Regions from separate parts of the Homo sapiens genome. Here region 2 is linked to region 1. The links are chromatin loops, found by intact Hi-C in ENCODE. Cell type or tissue: heart right ventricle. All regions are shown on one strand. Links, peaks and the distances in the headings refer to the core of each region. The heading gives the core; the rest is flanking DNA.

Region 1 (12,998 bases), core at 2,749-10,748:
TTATTATTCATTTATTTTAGAAGTGAGGTCTCTCTTTGTTCCTCAGGCTGGAGTGCAGTGGTGTGATCATAGCTCACCATAGCCTCGAACTCCTGGGCTCAAGTGATCTCCCACCTCCCGAATATCTAGGACTATGGGCGTGCGCCACCATACCTGGCTATTATTTTAATTTTTTTCGTAGAGACAGTGTCTTGTTATGTTGCCCAGGCTGGTCTCAAACTCTTGGCCTCAAGCAGTCTTCCCACCTGGCTTCCCAAAGCACTGGAATTACAGGCGTGAACTACTGTGCTGGGTCCTGAGTGGCTTTTGAGCCACTGACTATATCATCAAAAAGCTTCTGTTGAGACAAAGCCTCAAGCTAGTGTGGAGTTCATCCTACTAAAATGAAGAATTGGCATTATGTTCTAAAACTTTACATATTCTTACCATAAATGGTACTAATTACTTTGCAGTAGCAGTAACTTGAGGTGCAAACTTCCAGATTGCATATTTTCTTTAAACCATAGTCTGGCACTCACGGTTTGGCTTAGGGTTGCCACTGCAGTCCACAAGCTGTCGCCTGCCCTTATTCATATTTTATAGCTTTGAATGTCTTATTCCATTGAACTTCAGATAACTTTTTTTTTTTGAGATGGAGTTTTGCTCTTGTTGCCCAGGCTGGAGTGCAATGTTGTGATCTGGGCTCACTGCAACCTCTGCCTCCCAGGCTCAAGCGATTTTCCTGCCTCAGCCTCCCAAGTAGCTGGGATGACAGGCATGCGCCACCATGCCCAGCTGATTTTGTTTTTTTAGTAGAGACAGGGTTTCACCATGTTGGTCAGGCTAGTCTTGAACTCCCAACCTCAGGTGATCCTCCTGCCTTGGCCTCCCAAAGTGCTGGGATTACAGGCATGAGCCACCGTGCCCGGCTGAGAACTTAACTTTTTCTGATGAAATTCTTTCCTGCTCCACCTAACTCCCGTGTCCCACCCCCACCAGCAGAGTGGTATATCTAGCACAAGAGGCATGAAATTAATTTAGTAAATAGCAGGACTACTAGAAACTTTTAAGGATTATTTAACTTATTTTTAATCAAAATTTTATACTCAGATAATGACCTTTTGGGAAGTTATGTCTCTTAATGATCTCAAGTGGTGACACTTTTCTGTTGACACGGTTTCTCTTGGGTAGTTCTCATAGTAGTTTGGGCATGAGAAAACAACTTTTACCACTTTAGACTTGTGAGGGCAGCCTACTATGTAGTAAAAGAAAAAGCTTTTGATTGTGCAACTTGCAGTGTGGTCTTGGGGAAGTCTCTTAACCTCTCTGAACATCAGTTTTCTATATTTTCATGTGTAAAATGGGCATGATACTTACCCTTCTCACATCATGGGCTTGTTTAATGACTTAGGTATGAATCTTATATGAAAGGAAGCTGTAAACAGTCATAAAAATGTATTAGCATCTGTGCAGTATTTTTTTTCTATCCATTCTTTATAATTTGGTGGTTATTATTTCTACTCTACATGAGAAAAAAGTTACAGAGGCAAAACATGTTCACAATCATATGATTATATAATTAACTGAGTTAAACTAGAGTATGGATGTCTTGACCCTTAGATCACTATCTTTCCAATAAATAGTTTTAAAAGTCTAAATTTTACTAACAGGTAGTACAAATATGCAAAATGAGGGATGTATGATTGCTTCTTCACTCGAAGATGGTATATTATGTTTTTCCTTTTAAGTTCATGTTAGAGTATCTGAATCTTTTCAAGTTGGTTAGATGTTAGAAATAGATGTAAATTTTAAGCATTATATATCCTTGATTTCATTATGTATTATTCTCCTGGTCACTTTATCAAAACTTCTTCAGCTGTTAGAAGTTGTAACATTGTTTCCCTTTTATTTAGTTATATAATACACTTATTGTACATTCTTAAGTGGGAGAATAGAATTTGTGAGAATACCAACAGAAATACACATACAGCTATAAATATGAGATTATGATTCTTTCATGTTGGCATTGCACAGTCTATTTTTGTAAAGTTGGTTTTTATATTCTAAGAACATTTTACTTAGAGTTTGATTACATTTGAGGCAAACTTTTCAACTTTGGTAGTATTTGAATGAAGATTCCTGGATGTGGTTTTTTTAATTGTTACATCTACTTTTTCAGTTTTTCTTTTTCCCTATAACAACCCTCAAATCCTTCATCTTGTCTTTTGGAGTATTTTTTTCTATCCTCCTGTCTTTATCGGTGCCTTCTATTCCTGTCCCACCTTGGGTCTGGGAAAATGTGCCTTTATGCTCCATGTGAGTCTTCTTCCTTTTGGGTAATGAGTGCGGAGGGAAAAAAAGCACAGTATTTCTTTCCCTGTTATGTTTCAGTTTTTGGCCTCTGATAAGTGAATCTGGAGTAGGGAATGACAGTGATAGTAGGTTTTGTTTTAGTCATATATTGGCGACAAAGATCAACGAAGACCTGAAGCTCTTGTTCCTCTCATGACACAAACTACCCACAGGTGCATGCCACCATGCCGGGCTAGTTTTTAAATTTTTTGTAGAGACGAGGTTTCGCCATCTTGCCCAGGCTGGTCTTGAATTCCTGGACTCAAGCGATCTTCCCACTTCGGCCTCCCAGAGTGCTGGGATTACAGGCATGAGCCACCGTGCCCAACCGAGATTCTGTCTCTGAAAAAATAAATAAATAAATAAAATAAATACATAAAAATAAAATAAAAACATTTGAAGACATCTTAAGTACACCCTAGATTCCCACCCCCACCAAAAAATTTCATTCATTCTTCAACCATTTCTCAAAGAACATGTTTTCAAGACACCTCACTATCCTAATTGTTTTCCTTTTGGTGCAATGGTGGTCAGTACTCAGGCATACCATTTTTTATCTTTCCTCCCAATGTTGTATGAGGGCATTATATGAAACTTAAATGGATTTAAAAATGCTGAGCTTGCTGGACATGGTGGCTCACACCTGTAATCCCAGCACTTTGGGAGGTGGGGGAGGGAGGATTGCTTGAGCCCAGGAGTTTGAGATCAACCTGGACAACACAGCTAGTATGCACAAAAAAATAAAAAAAGTAGCTAGGCGTGGTGGTGCATGCCTGTAGTCCCAGGTACTTGGGAGGCTGAGGTGGGAGGATGGCTTGAGCCCAGGAGGTTGAGCCTGCAGTGAGTGGTGTTTGTGCTACTACACTCCAGCATGGGTGACAGAGTGAAACTCTGTTAAAAAAAAAAAAATGCTGAGCTTCAGGTACAGTATATTTTTGGTATGCATTTGATTACCAGTACAGTATACCTATCAAAAATGTTAATTCACATGTTTTAAAATAAAAAGTTTCCAACATAAAAGTAGAGAGTTTTTTTTTTTTTTTTTTTTTTTTTTTTCTGAGACAGAGTCTCACTCTATTACCCAGGCTGGAGTGTAATGGCACGATCTTGGCTCACTGCAACCTCTGCCTCCCAGGCTCAAGCCATCCTCTCTCTCAGCCTCCCGAGTAGCTGAGATCACAGGTGCACACCACCACGCCTGGCTAAATTTTTTGTATTTTTTGTAGAGACAGGGTTTTGTCATATTGTGCAGGTTGGTCTCGAACTCCTGACCTCAAGTGATCCACCCGCCTCAGTCTCCCAAAGTGCTGGGATTACAGGCGTGAGCCACTGCACATGGCCTAGAGAGATGTTATAAATTAATCCTTTTGTATCCATTACTCAATTTCTCCCTAGTCTTATTTCATCCGTATTCCTACCCATTTCCTGCTCACTACCTCTTTATTATTTTAAAGCAATCCTATATATCATTTCAGCGTGATTTATTCTTATACTGACTTTAAGAGCTGTGTAATATAAAAACAACTCAATTAGGAATCAGAAGACTTGACTTTAAGTCTTAACTTTCTACTGGAATGAGTTAACAGGGGGGCAAGCCAAGCTGTATGAGCCCTGAATTCCTAATATGTTGAAGAGAGTAACACGTGGTGGAGGGGACATAATGTTACCTGCACTTTTTCACAGGGATCTATGAGAATCAAAGATAGGAGGTAATATGCATGAAAGTATTTTGTCTACTCTAAACTCAAAAGCAAAAGTGCTTTACAAAGGTAAGATTTTATTAGTAAATGCTGCTTCCCTGTATAAGTGCTAACAACTCATGCCTAATCAGTCTTAGAATTATCTGGATGCTGACATTAAATTAAGTCCATAGTATTAAAATCACCCTTTCACCTTTACCCACTCTTGGATTTTGACAATTGCAACAACATTTTCTCATTCCCAATCTGGCTCCTGTTACTTTTCATGACTTCTGCAAGTTCACTGACCACATTTCTCTTACCATATTTCTAAATTTTCATCTGTATCTTGGATTCATGTACACTTGAGCTCAGGTAAAACAGGGAGGTGGGCTCTTCATGCTTTATGTATCTAAGTTCTGATGACTCTCAGCAATGCTTTTTTTCAGATTTGAAGATCATTTTCTTTTTTTTCTTTTTCTTTTTTTTTTCTTTTTTGAGTCACTGTCACCCAGGCTGGAGTGCAATGGCGCGATCTCGGCTCACTGCAACCTCCGCCTCCCAGGTTCAAACGATTCTTGTGTCTCAGTCTTTCGAGTAGCTGGGATTACAGGCACCTGTCACGATGCCCGGCTAATTTTTGTATTTTTAATAGAGAAGGTGTTTCACTGTGTTGTCCAGGCTGGTCTCGAGCTCGTAACCTCAGGTGATCCTCTTGCCTCGGCCTCCCAAAGTGCTAGGATTACAGGCGTGAGCCACCATGCCTTGGCCTCATTTTATTTTCAACTAGAACAATTAGAAATAAAAATTGAGTTGAATAGTTCTGCTTTTAATGACCTATTGGTGCTGGAATCATGGACTCTAGTGATTCTTGTTCTTCTTTCCTCATCTTTTTGATCCTAATGTATTTTAAAAGCCTTTACATATTTTTGTCTTTAACATTTCTAGTTATTCTGAACTTTTGTTTTAACTCTTCTGTTAATTTATCCATTGTGTGTAGTGTGTATTTTTTCTTAAATGTCCTTATAAATACTGAGCTGTGGGGGAGGGGAGAGGAGGAGCAACTGGTGCAGGCACGCTAGTTTCTTTAGAAATGTCAGCTCTGCCAGATCACTTAAGACTTGTTAAAAGTACAGATTTCCTGGCTCTACTAAACATCGTGTGATTTCTAGAGGTCCCAGGTCATTTTTGACATAAAGCTGGGTTTGTAAACCACTGCTGTGTGATATACAGGGAGAATTTAATTTCTGGGTGGTATTTAATAGGTCACAGTACAGTCATATATATCACTGCAACAAGTTAGAAAACCACAATTGGATGAACTTTAAAAATCAATACTAAAAAAAATATTGGAGAGCTATGGATGTAATGAGGACTAGATGAATTAGAATTCCAGAAATAGAAGAGATCTTTATAGGTGAGCAGAGGATTGCTGACATTTGCTGATTCTGGACACACACTGAAGGAAAAGGAAACTAGAGAGGAAGTGCATTTTACTAAAACTGCAACATATCCCTGGCCCAGTTCAATTCCTGATTGGACTGAGGTGATCAGCCTATCTTATCCCTTTTGCCTAATAGAGGAAATAGACAGCTCTTACTGAGGAGATATATTCTGGGGTTTCTATGGTTCTTTCGTTTATAATACTATCATACTATTAACTATTCTAGAGATGTGAAAGGGTGGAAAAATTCAAGAGAAAAATAAAACTTATAGAAGCAGACTCAGAAAATTGAAGTTCATCAGACAAAGACTTATTTTAAAATAACTATAATATACTTAAGAAAATAAAGGAAAATACGGAGAAAATGGATGAAAATTTTCATAGAGAATTGGAATCCACAGAAAGAAACCAAATGAACATTCTAGGAATCAAAAACACAACGTTGGTTGCTTAAGGTCTTTATTTGTAGTTTAATTAGAAACTTTGGCGCAGGACTCTAGGACACTCCACCTCCCCCTCATTCTTTACTGTTCTTAAAAAACAAAAACAAAAACAAAAAAAACCCAGGTAAATTTAATGTATACTATTTAAGTTCCACGAGAGCAGGGCCTATGTCTGTTTTGTTCGTTGTTGTACTCCCAGGGCTTAGTATAGTGCATGCCACATTAAAAAACAAAACAAGACAGAACAAAATCTTCCTTAACACCACCATCACAAACCCCCCCATTAATAATTAATTGACATTAATCTGAAATTAATTATTCATTGTACCGGTTCAGTAGCAGACTATACACAGCAGAAGGCAAGACTAGAGAGCTTGTGGACAGATCAATAGAAAATATCTAGATAAAAGCACAGAAAAAAAAAAAAGAATGGAAAGAGTAGAACAGAGCCTCTGAGACATGTGGAACATTAGTAAAAAGTCTAATGTGTAATTGGAGACCCAAAAGTAGAGAGATTAGCATGGAAGCAAATACTTGAAGAGGTAATGATAAAATATTTTCCCAAACTGATGAAAGGCATCAACCTATAAATTCAAGTAGTTTAGCAAACCCCAAGCAGGATGAACACAAAGAAAACTACACTTAGCATATCTTAATGGAACTGTTGAAAACCAGAAACAAAGAGAAACGCTTAAAAGCAGCCAGAAGAGGGGAAAAAAGGCACTGTGTTCAAAGGAACGATATAATACAACTGATGGCTGACTTTTTAATACAACTGTGGAAACTGGGAAATAACAGACATTTTTTAAATGTTGGCAAAAAAACCTGCCAAGCTAGAATTCTACCTTCAGCAGAAATATCCTTCAGACAAGAAGGCGAAATAAAGACATTTTTAGACAATCAAAAGCTGACAATTTATGACCAGCAGACCTGCACTGTAAGATTACTGAAGGAAGTTTTTTAGGCAGAATGAAAATATCTCAAATGGAAGTACAAAACTGTAGGAAATAATGAAGAGCACACACTCGGGTAAGTGTGTGAGTAAATAGACAAGACCTATTGCCTCTTGTTTTTATTGCTGTTTTTAGGAACTTTATTGCTTTTTGCTATTCTAGAATAATAGAATTTCCACAGCTTTTAGGTTAAGGTAAAATTGCCATCCAATCAATAAACTGCACATATTTAAAATGTATAATTTGATGAGTTTTGATATACATATAAGCCTTTGATACCATCACCACAATCAAGATGAAGAACATATATTACCGGCAAAAGTTTTCTCCAGCCTCCTTATAATCCATTCCTACCTCCATCCCATCCCTAGGGAACCCTTGAGCTGTTTTTGTCTCAGTGGATATATCATAAGTTGTTTATCCATTCACTTGTTGATGGATAACTGAAGACAACTCAAATTTTCACCATTACAAATAAAGTTGTCTTGAAGATTCATATACATGACTGTCATTTCTCTTGAGTAAATACAAAGGAGTAGAAATGGGTGGATCATATGGTGGATGTATATAATAATGTTACAGGATATTATATTCTGTAATATTTTAAGAGGCCACCAAGCTGTTCCTAAAGTGATTGTATCATCTTACAGCAGTATATGAGAGTTTCAGTTGTTCCACATCTTTGCCAACACTTATTTAACCTTTTCTTTTAAATTACAGCCATCCTAGTGGGTATGAAGTGGTGTCTCATTGTGGTTTTGATTTGCATTTCCCTAATGACTCATGATATTGAGCATCTTTTCATGTGCTTATTTACCATCTGAATATTTTCTTTGGTGAGCTGTTTATCTCTTTTGCCCATTTTTAAAAAATTGGGTTTTACTGGAGTTTTCAGAATTCATAATATATGCTGAATACAAGTTCATCAGATAAATGATTTGCAAGTCTTCTAGTTTTTCCTTGTTTTTTTGTTCTCAAAGTCTTTCAAAAGCAGATGTTCTTAATTTTTCTGAAGTCCACCTTATCAATTAAAAAATAGATCATGTTATTGGTATATCTAAGGTATCTTTTTCTAATATAAGGTCACAAATTTTTCTCCTCTGTTTTCTGTAGAAATTTAGGATTTATACTAACGTTTGTGGCTCATTTTTAGTTAATTTTTGTATTTGTGCTATGTGCCTGTTATGCCAATACCACATAGTCTTAACTATAAAAGAGCTTAACTATATAAACTATAATAAAATATCAAGTCAGGTAGTATAAGTCCTCCAGCTTTCTTGTTTCTCAGAATTGTTTTGACTAGTCTAGGTCTTTTGTTATCCTTGTATGGTTTCGGATTGGCTTGTCAATTTCTATTAAAAAGCCAGTTTTGATAGAGATTCTGCTGAGTCCATGGATCAACTTTGGGAAGATTGCCATCTTAACAGGTATTGTTTTTTAGTTTCAATTTTTGATTGTTGCTAATATATAGAAATACATGGATGTTTATTGATCTTGTTTGTTTTTATTTAGGCCATAGATTTTTTTCTTTTTCTTTTTAAAGACAGGGTCTTGCTCTGTCCCCTAGGCTTCATAGCTCACTTCAGCCTTGAACTCCTGAGCTGAAGTGATTCTCCCAAGAAGCTAGGACTACAGGTACATGCCACCACGCTCGGCTCATTTTCTTATTTTATAGAGACAGGATCTTGCTGTGTTTCCCAGGCTGGTCTCGAGCACCTGGCCTCAAGCTGTCCTCTCGCCTCGGCTTCCCAAAGTGCATGAGTCACTGAACTTGGCCAGGCCGTAAATTGTTTTGAGACAGGGTCTTGCTCTGTTGCACAGGCTAGAGTGCAGTGGTGCAATCATGGCTTACTGCAGCCTTGACCTCCTGGGCTCAAGTGATCCTTCCACCTCAGCTTCCTCAGTAGCTGGGACTGTAAACACTCACCACGATGCCTGGCTAATTTTTGTAGAGACAGGGTTTCACCATGTTGGCCAGGCTGGTCTCAAACTCCTGACCTTAGGTGATCCATCTGCCTCGGCCTCCCAAAGTGTTTGACCACTCAGCCTTTATACAGATATTTCATCTTCTTTACAAGAAGAAAAACACTCTAAGCTCTTGCCTAAAAAGATGAAAATGTTCTTTGTAAAAATGAGGATGTCCTTACCCTCTTCCCAAAATGAGGAGCAGAGTCTCATAATTGTATTGATTTCTGGGGGACATTCACACTATCTATTTCTAGGCTGTGTTAATTATGCCTCAAATTCATAGTTCCTTCTGAATATCCTGTTACCTAGGGACTAAATTGTAAAGTTAACCTTTAATAAAGTTTGAATAACATAGAGAAGAAGAGGGAAGGAATTGATTTATAAACTTGCCCGTTTCCCTGTAATAAGGAAGAAAATATGTATAGCTGCTGTAGACCTTGCTTCTGTAACTGGTTGAGAGATTGTAGTTCATATTTATAACTACTTCTGCTGTACATTCCATGTTTCCTTTGTTCTCATTCAAGATCTCAGCTGGTGGGGTAACCTAAATCTTCATTAATAAAGAATATGGCTTTGGGAGGCTGAGGCGGGTGGATCACGAGGTCAGGAGATCGAGACCATCCTGGCTAGCACAGTGAAACCCCGTTTCTACTAAAAATATAAAAAATTAGCTGGGCGTGGTGGCGGGTACCTGTAGTCCCAGCTACTCAGGAGGCTGAGGCAGGAGAATCGCTTCAACCCAGGAGGCAGACGTGGCAGTGAGCTGAGATCACACCACTGCACTCCAGCCTGGGTGACAGAGTGAGACTGTCTCACAAAAAAGAATAAAAAAAAAAAAGAAAAAAAGACCATGGGCCGGACATGGTGGCTCACGCCTGTAATCCCAGCACTCTGGAAGCTGAGGTGGGCAGGTCACAAGGTCAGGAGTTTGAGACCAGCCTGGCCAACATAGTAAAACCCTGTCTCTACTAAGAATACAAATATTAGCTGGGCGTGGTGGCAGGCGCCTGTAATCCCAGCTACTTGGGAGGCTGAGGCACAAGAATCACTTGAACCCGGGAGGTGGAAGTTGCAGTGAGCCAAGATCACACCACTGCACTCCAGCCTGGGCGACAGAGCAAGACTCTGTCTCAAAAAAAGAAAAAAAAGAATACAAATCTTTGGTGGTCCTGCTTCATGTGTGTGCATGCCTGTGGCTGTGGTTTTCCATTAAGTTTTGCTCTTATATATATAGGTTTAGAAAAACATTTCAGGGAATCCTCAGGGTTCCAGACATAGTCCTCTTTGTCCCCATTATGTAGCAACAGTACAGTATCACCTAGTAATAGGACTGAATTACATCAGCTAATAGAATAACCCCCTTCTTTGACTGTTGATGTAGTGCGGTGGTTCTTAGGACAGTTTTACCTCCCAGGGGACATTTGGCAATGCCTGGAGACATTTTTAATTGTTATGACTTTCGTGGGGGTGGGGGAATGCTACTGGCATCTAGTGGGTAGAGTTCAGGGATGCTGTCAGGCATCCTGAAATGCACAGGACAGCCCCCAAGAGTAGAGACTGATCCAGTCCAAACTGTCAGTAGTGCTAAGATTGAGAAATTCTGATTTAGTGGTATGGAGGCAGTGGTCATGAGGTAGTTGTTACTTCCAGTTCAGTGGAACTGTGTGGAATCATTCCCTGCTTGGGAACCAAGGCCTCCAATCCAGCAGATATCAAAGTCGTAGGTACTTGAAACAAAACTTCTGCTAATGGAATTTTTAGGAATAATAGAGGAACTACTTCTACTTGTGCCCCTTGATTCTCAGGCCTTTGTATTCTAGCTATGGGGAAAACAATATTGTATATTGCTCATTGATCCACTGTAACTGAGTGAGTCTTCAGTAGTCCATTCTGTTAGACCAGCTGCTTCTGGGTGATGGAGTATGTGGTAAGACCAGTGATTTCCAAGTTCCATAACCCATTCCTGCATAACCCTTTTTCTGTGAAATGAGTACCTTGATCAAAGTCTTGTTGAGTAGTATACCTTGATGATGAACAAGGTGTCGCCCATGTCCTTGATGGTGATGCTGGCAGAAGCACTGTAGGCAGGGAATGCATATTCATATTCAGAATATGTTGGTGCCAGTGAGGACAAATTCTTGTCCCCTCCATGTATGTAGAGTTTTTGTTTTGTTTTCTTTTTTTAAGGTATGGTATTATCCACTGTCATTAATATTTTGGAGCATTTTACTTCCACATTAAAAAAGATCAAAATAGGTAATAATTATCTGACCAAGAAATGTTTTAAATAAATTGTAGACTTATGACAGCTATATCATCTATCTAAAAACCTTGGAGTAACTGTAAAATAGTGACTTTTGAACTGTAGACTTTACTCATGCAGATATCTCACTAATTTTGTTGAAATCTACCAGATAGAAATCCATTGTTATGGGTTGTATGGTTGAAAACTTTTTAGGCTGTCATTTGTTTCAAGATACAGATTGACTCGGTATACTTTAACATTTCTCATAGTTGGCCAAATTTAGGTAAAACTATTTAATTTCATTGAACGTTTTAGGGAAAATGCCTGAATATTAATAGAGATAGGATGAATTAAATTAAAGAACTTACCCTTTGAAAAATTGCCAGGGTTAGCAATTTTTATGCTAACCCTGCATAAAAATTGTGCGTGGTGGTGTGTGGAGTGGTGTATATGTTTCAGAGAAATAATATAAATGTTCAGATAAGAGTATCTGCGTAATCTAACTAGGACCTGTCTAACCTACCTGCTTAAGGATAGAGGAAATCTTGAGAGACTTGAAATTGAAGAACTTAAAATTTTAAGTCTTCCCTTTCAAGGCCCTATCAAAACATCATGACCACATCTTTGAAATAGTTACTTTTATCACTCAATATAGTTAGAAAATTTTATTTTTAGAACTCCAAAATCATTTTATTTTATTTTATTTATTTATTTTTTTCGAGACGGAGTCTTGCCCTGTCGCCCAGGCTGGAGTGCAGTGGCGCCATCTCCGCTCACTGCAAGCTCCGCATCTTGGTTTCACACCATTCTCCTGCCTCAGCCTCCCGAGTAGCTGGGACTACAGGTGCCCGCCCCCATGCCCAGCTAATTTTTTTGTATTTTTTTTTTTTTTAGTAGAGACAGGGTTTCGCTGTGTTAGCCAGGATGGTCTCGATCTCCTGACCTCGTGATTCACCTTCCTCGGCCTCCCAAAGTGCTAGGGTTACAGGCATGAGCCACTGTGCCTGGCTCATTTTATTTTTATTATTATTTTTTGAGATGGAGTCTCACTATTGCCCAGGCTGGAGTGCAGTGGTGCTATTTTGGCTCACTGCAACCTCTGCCTCCTGAGTTCAAGCAATTCTCCTGCCTCAGCCTTTGGAGTAGCTGGTACTACAGGCGTGCCGCCACGCCTGGCTAAATTTTTGTATTTTTAGTAGGGATGGGGTTTCACCATATTGGCCAGGCTGGTCTTGAACTCCTGACCTCAGTTGATCCTCCTGCCTCAGCCTCCCAGAGTGCTGGGATTATAGGTGTGAGCTACCGTGCCTGACCTCCAAAACCGTTTTTATTAATTATATTCTTTATTAAGTATATGTTTGATAAAGACAAGCATTTTTCCTTTTTTCACTGTTACATTCTTTCTGTTTAGAATAGTGATTTGCGGCCAGGCGCGGTGGCTCATGCCTGTAATCCCAGCACTTTGGGAGGCTGAGGCAGGTGGATCATGAGGTCAGGAGATCAAGACCATCCTGGCTAACAGGTGAAACCCTGTCTCTACTAAAAATACAAAAAAAATTAGCTGGGCGTGGTGGCGGGCTCCTGTAGTCCTAGCTACTCGGGAGGCTGAGACAGGAGAATGACGTGAACACGGGAGGCGGAGCTTGCAGTGAGCCAAGACTGCGCCTCTGCACTCCAGCCTGGGTGACAGAGCAAAACTCCATCTCAAAAAAAAAAAAAAAAAAAAAAAAAAAAAAAGGAATAGTGATTTGCACATAGAAGGGACTCAATAAATATTTGTTGAATGAATGAATATATGAAATAAAATCTTCCATGCTCTTGAAGAGAAGTATTTGTCATGTGACTGGTCTTATATGGCAGAATGTCCCTTGTTTACCATTCCTATTCCCTTCTAACCAAATCATGATATGTATTTTTAGGTATTCTTTGGCATTT
Region 2 (12,998 bases), core at 1-8,000, 56 kb after region 1:
ACTGAAGTAATATGAATATTAGAAGTTTTGTTTTTTGTCTACATAAAAATAAAAAGTTAATGGAAATGAGGTTTTTTTGTTTTTGAGACAAGTTCTTTTGCCCCTCACAGCAGCTTTGACCTCCCAGGCTTAGGTGATCCTCCTACCTCAGCCTCCAGAGAAATGAGTTTGTCTGGGCTTGCGTAGAAATTTTATGCATTAATATCTTTGACATTTTAATTGCGTAATATTGTGATATTGATATGTGCAATTAAATAAGAGCACTGTTATGAATGTGAAAGTCTAAATTTCAGATAAAAATATCTGCCGTGAGCAGGCTTTAAAAAACAATACTAGGTATGAACTTTTGGTTTGGCTTTTTAAACATATTATCCCTTTAAATGAAACTACCCAATTAGATGGAATAATTAATGAGAGTAGTCAGAATTCAAATACTTTCACAACTCTACCCTTTATCACAAGATTTTAGGTTACCAAAAAACAAAACAAAAACAAAAACAAAAAAACCTAAGTGATGTGAAAACACAAGGAGGTGAATAATTGCAAAGTAGAATTCTCCAGAAAGTGGACTACATTTTAAATGTATGTAAAATACTGCCATTTATTGAGTATTTATAGCATTTCCTTTGCTGTCTCATCCTCACAGTAACCTTGATGATACTTCCCTCATTTTACAGGTGAGCAAACTAATACTCAAAAAAGTTCAGGTGATGTGCCAAATAATGGAGGACCCAAAATTTCTAAGTCAGGCTGGCTTCAGAATTTATATTAGTTTCACTATACCAGATTGCTTCCCTATCTATTTTAGCCACATTTTGATGAAATCTGTTTTATAAAATATACTTCTGTTTTTAAAGATGTATCAAAAATATAATTTAAGCTTTTATTGATGACTCAAAATCATCCTGAGCATTAGTTGTGATATGCTACCTACAGGTGGAGAAATTAGTATAGGTAGTGCTCTATGGGATAGAATTATAAGTGACAGTAGCAAGTAGCTGCAAATTGTTGTTATGCACATGATTTGCCTTTCTAAGGCAAGTAAAGTCAGATGGGTTATTAACTTAATTAGAAACTATAGCACAAATTATTTAGTGATTCGTGAATCGAAGACTAATACCGAATAGAGAAAAACAATCCTCTTTGTTGGTGCCTGCATCTTTGGCTCGTCAGTGTTGTACGAACAGTGGACTTTGATTATTCAGATTTACTGATTCCTTTGTTGTTTTCCAGCAGGTGTGAAAGACAACATACATCACCATTTGAGAATTTGTGTTACGGTTTTTTGGGGGAATTGATTAACTTCAGAGTCCTGCAATCTTTTTAATCAACAATGACATTTCTATAATTAAGATCCTAGGCAGCAATATTTTTCAACCTCAATGCAATTCTTGATCCAAAGAAAATTAAAGTTTTATTTAATGGTATATTATTGATAATCTTGGGTAATATTTACATGATAGAAAAATGTTTTCATGAAATCTTTTGAGCAGTAACGTTTTATATTATGAATAATAATACAGTGGTTGAGTCAGCAAGGTAACAAACACCTAGAGAGTAGGAGGGTGGAAAATTGTATTTAATAAAAAACGCAAACCCTTTTCATTTAGGTGACTGCTAGGCCGGCCTTACTATTTGAAACACCTGTTAAATTAAAGGTAGAAAGTGGTACAAAAAAACCCAAATGTCTTGTAGTCTATCAATGCATGAACTGCCTTATAGAACACAACAAATGTGCCACCTTGGAAAATTCTAGAAAATTTCTAGTCACCAAAGGTTTTACTTTATGGGATTTTGCAGCATTAGCACATGTAAAAATAAGCAACTTTTGTTTATTTCCTGAATCTAGTTCACTGTTGCCAGAATAGAAACCAAGTGTCTAAAATTTTATTAGCTTTCAGAGGACAGACCACTCAGAAATGGCATCTGTGAAATAACATTGTTTCAGACAACTGCATTTTCAGTTCCATTTAGCTTGTGTCAGAAATAGGAGCTGATCTTACTGAAGGATCACTCACCTAAAAGACCATTATGATGGTTTAGTTTAGGTTGGAACATCTTATGCTGTCATCGTCATAGTATTAGGTGACTTAAAATATGTGTGTGGCTTGAATGGTAGTTCTTTCTAAAGATTGATCTTATGTTTTATATATAATAGATGAATCAGTATCATGAAGATGTTTCGTGTTTGTCCATTCTCCCCGTCAATGTTTCTCCTTTAAGATTAAGATTTGGTTTTTATATTTCTGACCTTTACTTTTCTTTAGGGGAAGATAGGCTATAGATTTATTTATTTTATGTTTTTGAGACACAGTCTCTCTCTGTCACCTAGTCTGGAGTGCAGTGATGTGAACATGTCTCACTGCAGCCTCGACCTCCTGGGCTCAAGAGATCCTCCCACCTCAGCCTCTTGAGTAGCTGGGACTACAGGCACGTGCCACCATGCCCGGCTAGTTTCTTTAATTTTTTTGTAGAGACGGGGTCTTGCCATGTTGCCCAGGCTTGTCTTGAACCCCTGGGCTCAAGGGATCCTCCTGCCTTGGCCTCCCAAAGTGTTGGGATTACAGGATGTGAGCTACCATGCCTGGCTGGCTATAAATCTTAAGATAGCTTTATTTTTCTCTGGGAGTATACCATTTTCTGTGGCTTATAGTATTTATGTAGCGGAGTAACTGCTTTCTCCACAGAATTACTCCACAAATGCAGTTGATCTAGTTGTTTTGTAGTGAGAAGGTGCTTCAGAATATCTCATTTGATATACCACCAGAAGCAGAAAACTCAATGACTTTAAAAGTCATTTGGTTCTTTACAGTTTACTATTTGGTTCCATACAAATCTGTTCGTTATGGTTTCTTACTCTTTTTTTAAAAATAGTTTTCAGTTTTTTTATATGTCTCTGATCATTTAAAACGTATTTTACGTTCTCTTTAGTATTGTTTAATATTGATTTGTTTGTGCTGATTCATTCATAGTGAATTGTTTCATCTCAGTTTTGGAATCCTTGATTGCAAAGTTATCTTTAGTGTGGCCTGTATTTTCTTTGAGAATCCTTGTAGCCTTGGGCTGAGGGAGTGTTCTAGTGATGGTTTTGCATTTGCATTTGCCAGGTGCCCAGTTCTGGAGCTATTTTTTTCTTAATTTCTCAGTCCCAGCCTGTATGGGCAGTATAAATTTGAACCCTAAACTCTTAGAAGGTAAACAGCTCTAGGTGACTTTTTTCACTTTATCCAAAGTTTAGGCAGAGCAGTTAAGCTTCTTTGTGCTGGTAGGTTTTTTTCTTTTTTTCTTTTTGTGGGGAGTGGGGGCGGCAGGGGGAGTGCATTGTTCTTTCTAGTTCATGTTTTATGCAGGGCCCAAGTTAGAATCCTGAATTATTAGGGTACAAGGCGTTTATATCCAGTCTCCATGTGGATGTTAAGCCCCAAGCTCCTAGGTTAAGGAGATCAAAAACCTCACTCATCTTTCCTTTGTTGCAGGGCTGGGTCATGTACTTGTGCACTTAACTCTCTGGTTTTCAGTTTTCTTCTTCTTTTCTGGACCTATACATTTAAAATATCTTTCAGTATGCCTAGACTTTCTAGCTGTTTTAGTGATAGGTTTTCTACTGTTCATTTCTTTTGCTCAGACTACGCTTTATTTGATTTCTCTGCTTCGGAAATGATGTTTAACCTTCACAAAATACCTGCTCTCTATAAGGGTACCAGACTATAAAAGGGACAAAATTTTTCTCCCATTTTTCACAAACAACCACAAGAGTCAACTTTTCAGAAGTTGGTATTGCTGATCTATGATGTTGTGTTTTCTGAGGAGCCGTACTCCATATTTCTACGCTCTTTGCAGCAGCTGTGGAATTTTTAGCATTGAGGACAACCTCATTCCCAGCTTGAAATGCTGAGCTTTTCTTACCCTGATGATAGGAAGAGAGTTCATGTAAGTGCTTAGAATAGTTGTACTGTTAGCTGTAGTCTAATTAAAGCTAAAGTGAGTGAAACGAGAATTTGAGAAGGAAGAATAGGATTGATTACATTCTTATCAACTGAAGGTTTAGTGTGATGATTAATAACTCCTTTGCAAATTGCACTAAATGATTGAAATTCAAGTTAATACATATAAATTATAAGACCATATAGTATTTGTGCCTTTTCACCATATCTCTATTGCTGCATTTATAAAAGTTTACAATTTAATTGTGCTGCTTATATTTTTTATGTCTATTAATATGAATAATGAGTATGCCTCATTAGGTAGCATGATTTAATAGATTAGCAATACCAACTTTTGAAAATCTGAGTGCTGTGGTTGTTGGTGTAAAATGGAAGAAAAGTTTAATGCCTTTTATTAACATTTAGGCTAAGTGAATTTCTTTTATCAGTTTAAAAATATCTACATATTTGTTAAGTGTTAAATGTTTCTACGTTTGTGATAACTTCATATTCAACATAGGAGAAGCTGGGGTTTAAACAGATATTCCTGTCCTTATAAGCTTATGTTCTGTGAAGTAGGGATATTAAGCAAATAATTACATAAATACATGTACAAACTGTGAAAAGTGCAATGAAAAAAGGCTTACTCGGTTTTCAAATACAAAGTAAATGTACCCTGTGAATATAAAGTTTCATTCGTGTTTCAAAAATCTAGTTGATAAAAGTAGAAGTTAGTAAAATCAAGTTTACTTATTATAGTTTTAGTCTTAATTCAAATTATACTTTTACTTGTAATTGGAAATATGAATTTTTAAAACTATTCATTGTGGAAAAATGGAAAAATACACATAGAATAGTACTTCAAATCCCCATGCATCTCTTACTCTGCTTTAACTGTTTCTGGCATGCTATGGTTTCTCTTCTTCCCTTTTCAGTAATTTAAAGCAAACCCCAGACATCATTTCACCTGTAAATATTTCAGTATATATCTCTAATAAATAGATTTTTAAGCATTTAACTATAATATTGTCATACCTATCAAGAATCATAATTCCTTAATATCATGCATTGCCAAATTTGTGGGTTTTTTCATTATCTCAGAAATGGCTTTTTTGTTTTGTTCAAATTAAGATACAAATAGGATGCGTACTTTGGAATTGGTTGATATTTCTCCTGAGCCTCTGTTAATCAGTATCATTTCTTCATTTCTTCACCTTGCTCTCCATTTTTTCCCATGCTGTTTATTTGTTGGACTGCGTTATTTGCCTTTCTACATTCTGTATTTGGGTTTCATTGGATTCACGTTCATTTGGCTGGGGGGGGACAAGAATACTTTACTGATGATGCTATGTGGTTCCTAATGAATCACATCAGGAAACATGTCCTATTATTGACTTTTAATGTTATGATCAGTGATTGGATTTCGATGTTATCAGCATTATGTATTCATTATACAGTTTCCCATAAATTTTTCCTAATGTTTTTAGTAATCACTGATGATCACTGCCTGGATTCCACTTCATTGGGGGCTGCAAAATGAAACGTTTTCTATTCTGTCATTCATTCTTTATTTTAAAATTGTGACTTCTATGAAAGATTTTTGCTTCATTGTGTGTTTAGTTATCTTGCAATACAGTCCATGTAGGGAATGCAGGATACAGACTTGACTTCCATTATTCGTTATCAGAATGAGTTGGTACCCTAACAGTTGCGAAAGGTTACCCATGAAGTTTTTTCTTTCAATATTATAACAGGCTTGTGTGTTTTAATTTATTGTATGTGTTTCCATTGTAGACATAATTCTTTTGATCCTCAGATTATCCCATTTTTGACAGTTGAGATGCCTAAAGTGCATACCTGTGTGATATTTGACATGGTTCTGATAGTTGTTGATAGTTTCCTGTTTTCAAGCCCAAGGTGACCTGCCCTCACCTTGTATATCTCTTGCCCCCATCCTGGAATTAACTAATTTTCCCAAAGAACCCTGGCCGAAAGTCGGCAATATTTAGACACCTCAATCTTAAGGATAAGGATGCTACGATGCTACGTTTACTGAATTATCATGGTTTCTTTTATCATATCCCTTGTTTGTTATGTTCCTTTAGGTTTTTATAAGAAATATTTATTGCCTTATTTTTATATATGTCTTTACTCTTATGAACTCATCTTTGGGGGAAGAATCTGTTGAATTCAGAATTTAGGGATACCCGAAGACTTTTTTTGTTTTTGTTTTTTTTAAGAGATAGGGCCCACTCTGTTACTCAGGCTGAAGTACAGTGGTGTGATCACAGCTCATTGCAGCTTCAAACTTCTAGGCTCAAGAGATCCTCCTCCCTTAGCCTCCTGAGTAGCTGGGCCTATAGGTGTGTGCCATCATGCCCAGCTAATTTTTGTATTTTTTTTAGAGATGATGTCTTGCTATGTTGCCCAGGCTGGTCTTGAACTCCTGGCCTCAAGTGGTCCTCCTGCCTTGGCCTCCTGAAGTGCTGGGATTACAGGTGTGAGATACCACACCTGTCCCCTAATACTTAATTTGATAAGTTAATTTTGGTTTTTACTTTTTAGGTTACAGGAATTAACTGTTTGTTCAGAAGACAATGTTGATGTTCATGATATAGAATTGTTACAGTATATCAATGTGGATTGTGCAAAATTAAAACGACTCCTGAAGGGTAAGTTTAAATGTATAATATATCTGAAAAAAATCACTGGGTCAAAAACTAGTATCATGAATGTACTAATTATATTAATTGTGCTGAACTAGAACACCAAACTGGATTTTATAATGACATTTCCTTGTGAAATAACCAGTAATACAAATGGGTAATTATTTTTCAATCTTTGAAAATAATGCAGTAGAGAAAATGAGCATTTTAAATCTTGGCAATGGAAAGTTTTGCTTAACTACAATTTTTGTTTTCAATACAGAGAATGCAAGGGTGCTATTATTTCATTTTTCTGGAATTTGATCTCTCAAGGGTGGCTATAGGTTATAGAAGCTATCTGTTTAGCTATTGTAGCACTTTACAAAGATTGTCTGTAGTAGGATATCAAAGTTTTATTGCAGAATGGAACGAGGAGATTGTGATGTTATGGTGAGAGGATGAATTGAGCCAGAGATTTCATTTCTGACATTTCTGTTTTCAGCTCTCTACTGACTGACTTTATAGCATTACAAAGTCCCTTAACCTTCCATTGCCGGTTTTGTCTCCTTGTAGAACATGTCAGTAGTAGTTCCACATGGGGATATTATAACACCTAATATGTGACTTTAAAGCTTGGGAAGTACTTTACATGATTATGTGGATTGAAATAAACGATCAGAAGGAATTGAGATATGTTCTGTAGTAAGCAGTGATGTGTTAATGTAAATCAGATACCAATGAGTATTCATAAACTGAGTATGATCTGAAGGAATTGAGATAAATTCTGTGGTAAGCAGTGATGTATTCATGTAAATCAGATATCAATGAATATTCATAAACTGAGTATGAATATCTAAATTTCATTTTACAAAAAAATGTTTTTTAGTTTTTGGCATTATTAGACCCTGGCTAATTTAGATATGAAACCGTATACAGTTCACACATATTTTTATTTGTAACTTAAGGAATTGTCAAACAATAATATTTTTAATATCTGACCTAAAACAGATTGAATTATATTAGCTTCAGAAACATCAGTTCTGCAATGTAGTTTTCAAAATACGTGTTTTTGTTTTCTTAATATTTCCTTTAAACTCAATAACTATCTCACCAGAGATGTAAAAAGGCAATACCTATATAAAGGAATAATATAAAGCTGTGTTCTATTCATATTACCCTTGTTCATAATTTATGATTTTAGGTCATTACCATTGTGAAACCAAGCAACAATTAATTCAGTAACTTTAATAAAGGAAAATATAGGGGTGATTTTAGCTGTTATGCCAAGATACAAACATGTGGACAGCAATTATTTTAGATTATAATAAACCACCATTGAATTAATAGTTGAGATTTGCAAGATTTTGATATCTATTATTAAGCGTTGAGCAGTTGAGAAACTGAATGGTAAAATTTAGAGATCTCTATGAATTAAAGTTAAGAAGTATTAGTGGGATTTTATGATTTTTCATAACTATTCAGTGATGTTTTGGAAACAAGTCTAGTCCAGGTTGCCTGTGAATAGCTGTTTAAAACAATAGAAATGTTCAATCCGTAATAATTAACTGAAATGTCTCTTCTGTCCAAATAAGAGAAACTAATTGAATGTGTGGATAAATGACTTTCTTTTATACTGAAGTAACTTTCCCATCGAATGCGGCTCCCTCATGAACATAAATTTAGAGTATATGCTGATAAATATATAAAGTATAAAACCGATATTAAATAGGCCAGCAAAATATGGCTCTTGGTGACAGTGGTAAAAGGAATGCACCCTTTCAGTAATGAGTAGTAAAGGTAGTAATGTGTTTTAAATACAACTCAACAAGCCTTTGTTGAGAAACTATGTATAAGAAGCCATGCTAAGTGCTGGGATTACAAAAATTAATAAAATATGGAATCTGTCCCTAAGGAGCTCATGGCATGGTTTATGAGACAAGTGATGTCATTATCAAGTTATTTGCAGAAAAAAACTATGATAAACTCAAATAGGGTGAGTGTAAAGTGAGAGAGGAAGTATATATTTGTTTGAGGGGATGAGAGATGAGCAAGATGTGAAGGTACAAGAATAGGTCAGATCATTTTAATAAAAATATGGCCAGGCCTGGTGGCTCACACATGTAATCCCCACACTTTGGGGAAGCCGAGGCAGGAGGATTGCTTGAGCCAGGGCAACATAGAGAGACCCCCATATATACAAAAAAAAATTAGCTGGGTGTGCTGACACGCACCTGTAGTCCCAGCTACTTGGGAGGCTGAGGTGGGAGGATCACTTGAGCCCAGGAAGAGGTTGAGGTTGCAGTAAGCTGTGATTGTGCCACTGCATTCCAGCCTGGGTAACAGAGTGAGATCCTGTCTCTGTCTGTCTCTCTGTCTCTCTGTCTCTCTCTCTCTCTCTCTCTTTCTCTCTTTCTCTCGATATACCTATCTGTATATAGATATATCAATCGATATGTGTATATCCAGATCTGTCTATAGATATATCTGTATCTTGATAGATATATCGAGAGAGAGAGAGAAACATTTGTTATATTTTCAGTCTGCACCGGGCCTTGCGCTATGCAGTTTGCATGCCTTTTCTCATCAATTCTTACAATAACCCTGTGACGCAATACTAGTATTAATATTATCATCTCTTGTGTAGATGAGGAAACTGAGGCCTCAGTAAATTTTCAAAGTCACAGAGCTAGTAATTGTTCAGTAAAGATTGAGTTCACATCTGCTCGTCTCTAGAACCTAGATACTTGACTGCTGCACTGTTGTGCTTATGAGTTACGAAGCTTTATTTTAGTGGCCCTGGGAAGTGATAGAAAGGCTTTGAGGTAGAGAATACCTTAATCAGTATTTTATTTTAGATATACCCCTTTGCTTGAAATTTGCAGGATGGCTTGGTAGAGGGTTACCTGAACTTCTGGGACTTGGTTATGCAGTAATATAAGTGAAAAATAATGAGAGTTGTGGAGATCCAGATGATGGATTGGGGTAGGGTAAGGATGGGGACCAGTTTGATAGGTATTTAAAGAAGTGGAGGCTGGGCGCAGTGGCTCACACCTGTAATCCCAGCACTTTGTTAGGCTAAGGTGGGCGGATCACTGAGGTTAGGAGTTCGAGACCAGCCTGGCCAACATGGGGAAACTCCGTCTCCATTAAAAATACAAAAAATGGGCTGGGCGCGGTGGCTCACGCCTGTAATCCCAGCACTTTGGGAGGCTGAGGCAGGTGGATCACGAGGTCAGGAGACCATCCTGGCTAACACGGTGAAACACTGTCTCTACTAGAAATACAAAAAATTAGCCAGTCGTAGTGGTGGGCGCCTGTAGTCCCAGCTTCTTGGGAGGCTGAGGCAGGAGAATGGCATGAACCCGGGAGGCAGAGCTTGCAGTGAGCCGAGATTGTGCCACTGCACTCCAGCCTGGGCAACAGAGTGATACTCCGTCTCTAAATAAATAAATAAAATAAAATAAAAATACAAAAAATTAGCCGGGTGTGGTGGCACGTGCCCATAATCCCAGCTACTCGGGTGGCCGAGGCACAGCAGAATCGCTTGAGCCTGGGAGATGGAGGTTGTAGTGAGCCGAGATCACGCCATTGCACTCCAGCTTGGACAACAAGACCGAAACTCCATCTAAAAAAAAAAAAAAAGAAATGGAATACATAGCATTTGATAGTCAATTTAGATATATGAGGTTAGAGAGATATCACCAAATATTACAGAATAAGCTGGTTAGAGCAGAAAAGGGAAGGAAAGGTTGATGGCAGAAGAGAGGGTTTGACCAGGAAAATGATAAATTCAGTTTTAGATCTTCTGAGTTTGAGGTATCAGTAGGATGTCCAACAAGAAACTTGTAGAACTGAAAGATACTTTGGCTTTGAGAGTAGATTATGGTATATAACACATTTAAGATGTCATAAAGGTAAAGTTGTTGCTAAAGAGCACTGTGAAGAGTAATGTCATTATTTGGAAATCAGTGGAGGGTGAGAGCAAAGAGAATTCAAAGGGGTACTTTTAAAAACTGATTTGGAGAGTTACTTATTTGCAAGTCCAGAAAAAAGACTCATCTCTCTCTTAGACACTTACATAGATGTAATAAAAACCTTTATCCCTTCATTAAAAGTCAACAGGAGAAGTTCTTTGCCGAGGGACCATTGCCAGTAAAATCGCTTATAGACAGGTCATTTTTTCCAAACATAAATCTTTTTCTAGATGTGGACAATAAACTTAAAGAAGAAGAAATTAAAATACCCAATATATTTATATGGAGAAATGTTTACTGTTACTTGCGTTAAAATGCAGTCTACTATTTTGAACACTCCAATTAGCAAAATAAAGAAAATGAACATACTTTTATGATGACAAAGATAGGATGAAGGCACTTTCGTATGCTGCTTGGTGATAGCAGCATTTGGCCCAACCCTAGTGAAAGGCAGCTTGGTAATCTTTATCAAGGGCCCTAAAAATATTCATCTCTTTGACTGGACACTTCTAGAGATTCCTTATCTTAAATAAGCAGTGATGTGGGAAAAGATGTTGATATGAAAATATTTGTTAATGTTATTTATAATAGTGAAATAACAGAAATAACCTCAGTGTTAAAACTGGAAAACATTAAATAACCAGTCACTTAATACAGTGACTTAAATATTATGAGGGGCATCAAAGCATACTGAAAAGACCTTGGTTTTAAAGCCCAATTCAATCATTTATTAGATCTGTAACCTTAGACACACAGTTTGTTCATCTGTAATACTCTGAAAACATTAAGATTCAAAAAGAATTAAGTGTATCATACTAAAAATACATGATATGTTTTAATAGTTTGTGTAATAGTTACTATTGCATATAGAGCCATCAAAAATAGGCCAGGCACAGTGGCTCACACCTGTAATCCCAGCACTTTGGGAGGCCTACGTGGGCGGATCATGAGGTCAGGAGTTCGAGACCAGCCTGACGAACATGGTGAAACCCCATCTCTACTAAAAATACAAAAATTAGCTGGGTGTAGTGGCGCACGCCTGTAATCCCAGCTACTGGGGAGGCTGAAGCAGGAGAATCGCTTGAACCTGGGAGACGGAGGTTGCGTGAGCCAAAATTGTGCCATTGCACTCCAGCCTGAGCGACAGAGCAAGACTCCATCTCAAAAAAAAAAAAAAAAAAAAAAAAAGAGTTTTTACTGATACAGAAATAATTAGGGATACTATGGAAAAGAACAGGTTTGATACAGCTTATATGATCTCAGTTATGTTAAATATATTTGTTTTCTACATGCATAGGAAAAGTGGTAGAAGTAAAACCACCAGATGTTAACTGTGATTGTCTCTGAATGATAGAATCATTGATGGTTTTAAAAATTTCCCATAAACACCTGTGCTTTTGCTTTTTTTTTTTTTTTTTTTTTTTGGACAGAGTCTTGCTCTGTCGCTCAGGCTGGCATGCAGTGACATGATTATAGTACACTGTAGCCTTGAAATCCTGGGCTCAAGCTATCTTCCCACTCCTGCTTTCGAAAGTGCTGAGATTATAGGCGTGAGCCATCGGGCCTGGCCCTGTATATGTTTTCCAAATTTTTTAATTATACTTTAAGTTCTGGGGTACATGTGTAGAACATGCAGGTTTGTTACATAGGTGTCCATGTGCCATGGTGGTTTGCTGCACCCATCAACGCATCATCTACCTTAGGTATTTTTCCTAATGCTATCCCTTACCTCAGCCCCCACCCCCCGACAGGCACCGATGCGTGATGGTCCTCTCCCTGTGTACATGTGTTCTTATGGTTCATCTCCCACTTATGAGTGAGAACATGTGGTGTTTGGTTTTCTGTTCTTGTGTTTGCTGAAAATGATGGTTTCCAGCTTCATCCATGTCCCTGCAAAGGACGGGAACTTATCCTTTTCTATGTCAGCATAGTATTCTGTGGTGTATATGTGCCACATTTTCTTTATCCAGTCTATCATTGATGGGCATTTGGATTGGTTCCAAGTCTTTGCTGTTGTGAACAGTGCTGCAGTAAACATACGTGTGCATGTGTCTTTATAGCAGAATGATTTGTAATCCTTTGGGTATATACCCAGTAATGGGATGGCTGGGTCAAATGGTATTTCTAGTTCTAGATCCTTGAGGAATCGCCACACTGTCTTCCACAATGGTTGAACTAATTTACACTCCCACCAACAGTGTAAAAGTGTTCCTATTTCTCCACATTCTCTCCAGCATCTTTTCTTTCCTGACTTTTTAATGATCGCCATTCTTACTGGCGTGAGATGGTATCTCATTGTGGTTTTGATTTGCATTTCTGTAATGACCAGTGATAATGAGCTTTTCTTTATATGTTTGTTGTCTTCTTTTGAGAAGTGTCTGTTCATATCCTTCATCTACTTTTTAATGGGGTTGTTTGTGTTTTTCTTGTAAATTTAAGTTCTTTGTAGGTTCTGG

The links. Hi-C counts contacts between places; a loop is a spot of excess contacts. Peaks named below come from ENCODE experiments on the same cell type or tissue, not always from the same donor. Only the 100,000 strongest peaks of a DNase experiment are listed, where the experiment ranks them.
Region 2: a loop joins it to region 1, with 2.4 times the contacts of the local background. A loop is called at or near these places in 3 of 110 quality-filtered maps.

What each region holds. Positions count from the first base shown.
Region 1 is chr17:31,104,904-31,117,901 of GRCh38, forward strand. The region is part of intron 1 of NF1 (neurofibromin 1); the gene reads left to right. Among named protein-coding and RNA genes, the nearest start is that of MIR4733HG, 16 kb to the left of the region's middle. In heart right ventricle, for the core only: no CTCF peak of the experiment used is centred there; no DNase peak of the experiment used is centred there.
Region 2 is chr17:31,163,403-31,176,400 of GRCh38, forward strand. It overlaps NF1 (neurofibromin 1), which reads left to right. Exons shown (of 58, transcript NM_001042492.3): 5 at 6,489-6,595. Among named protein-coding and RNA genes, the nearest start is that of MIR4733HG, 74 kb to the left of the region's middle. In heart right ventricle, for the core only: no CTCF peak of the experiment used is centred there; no DNase peak of the experiment used is centred there; H3K27ac peaks cover 2,031 bases.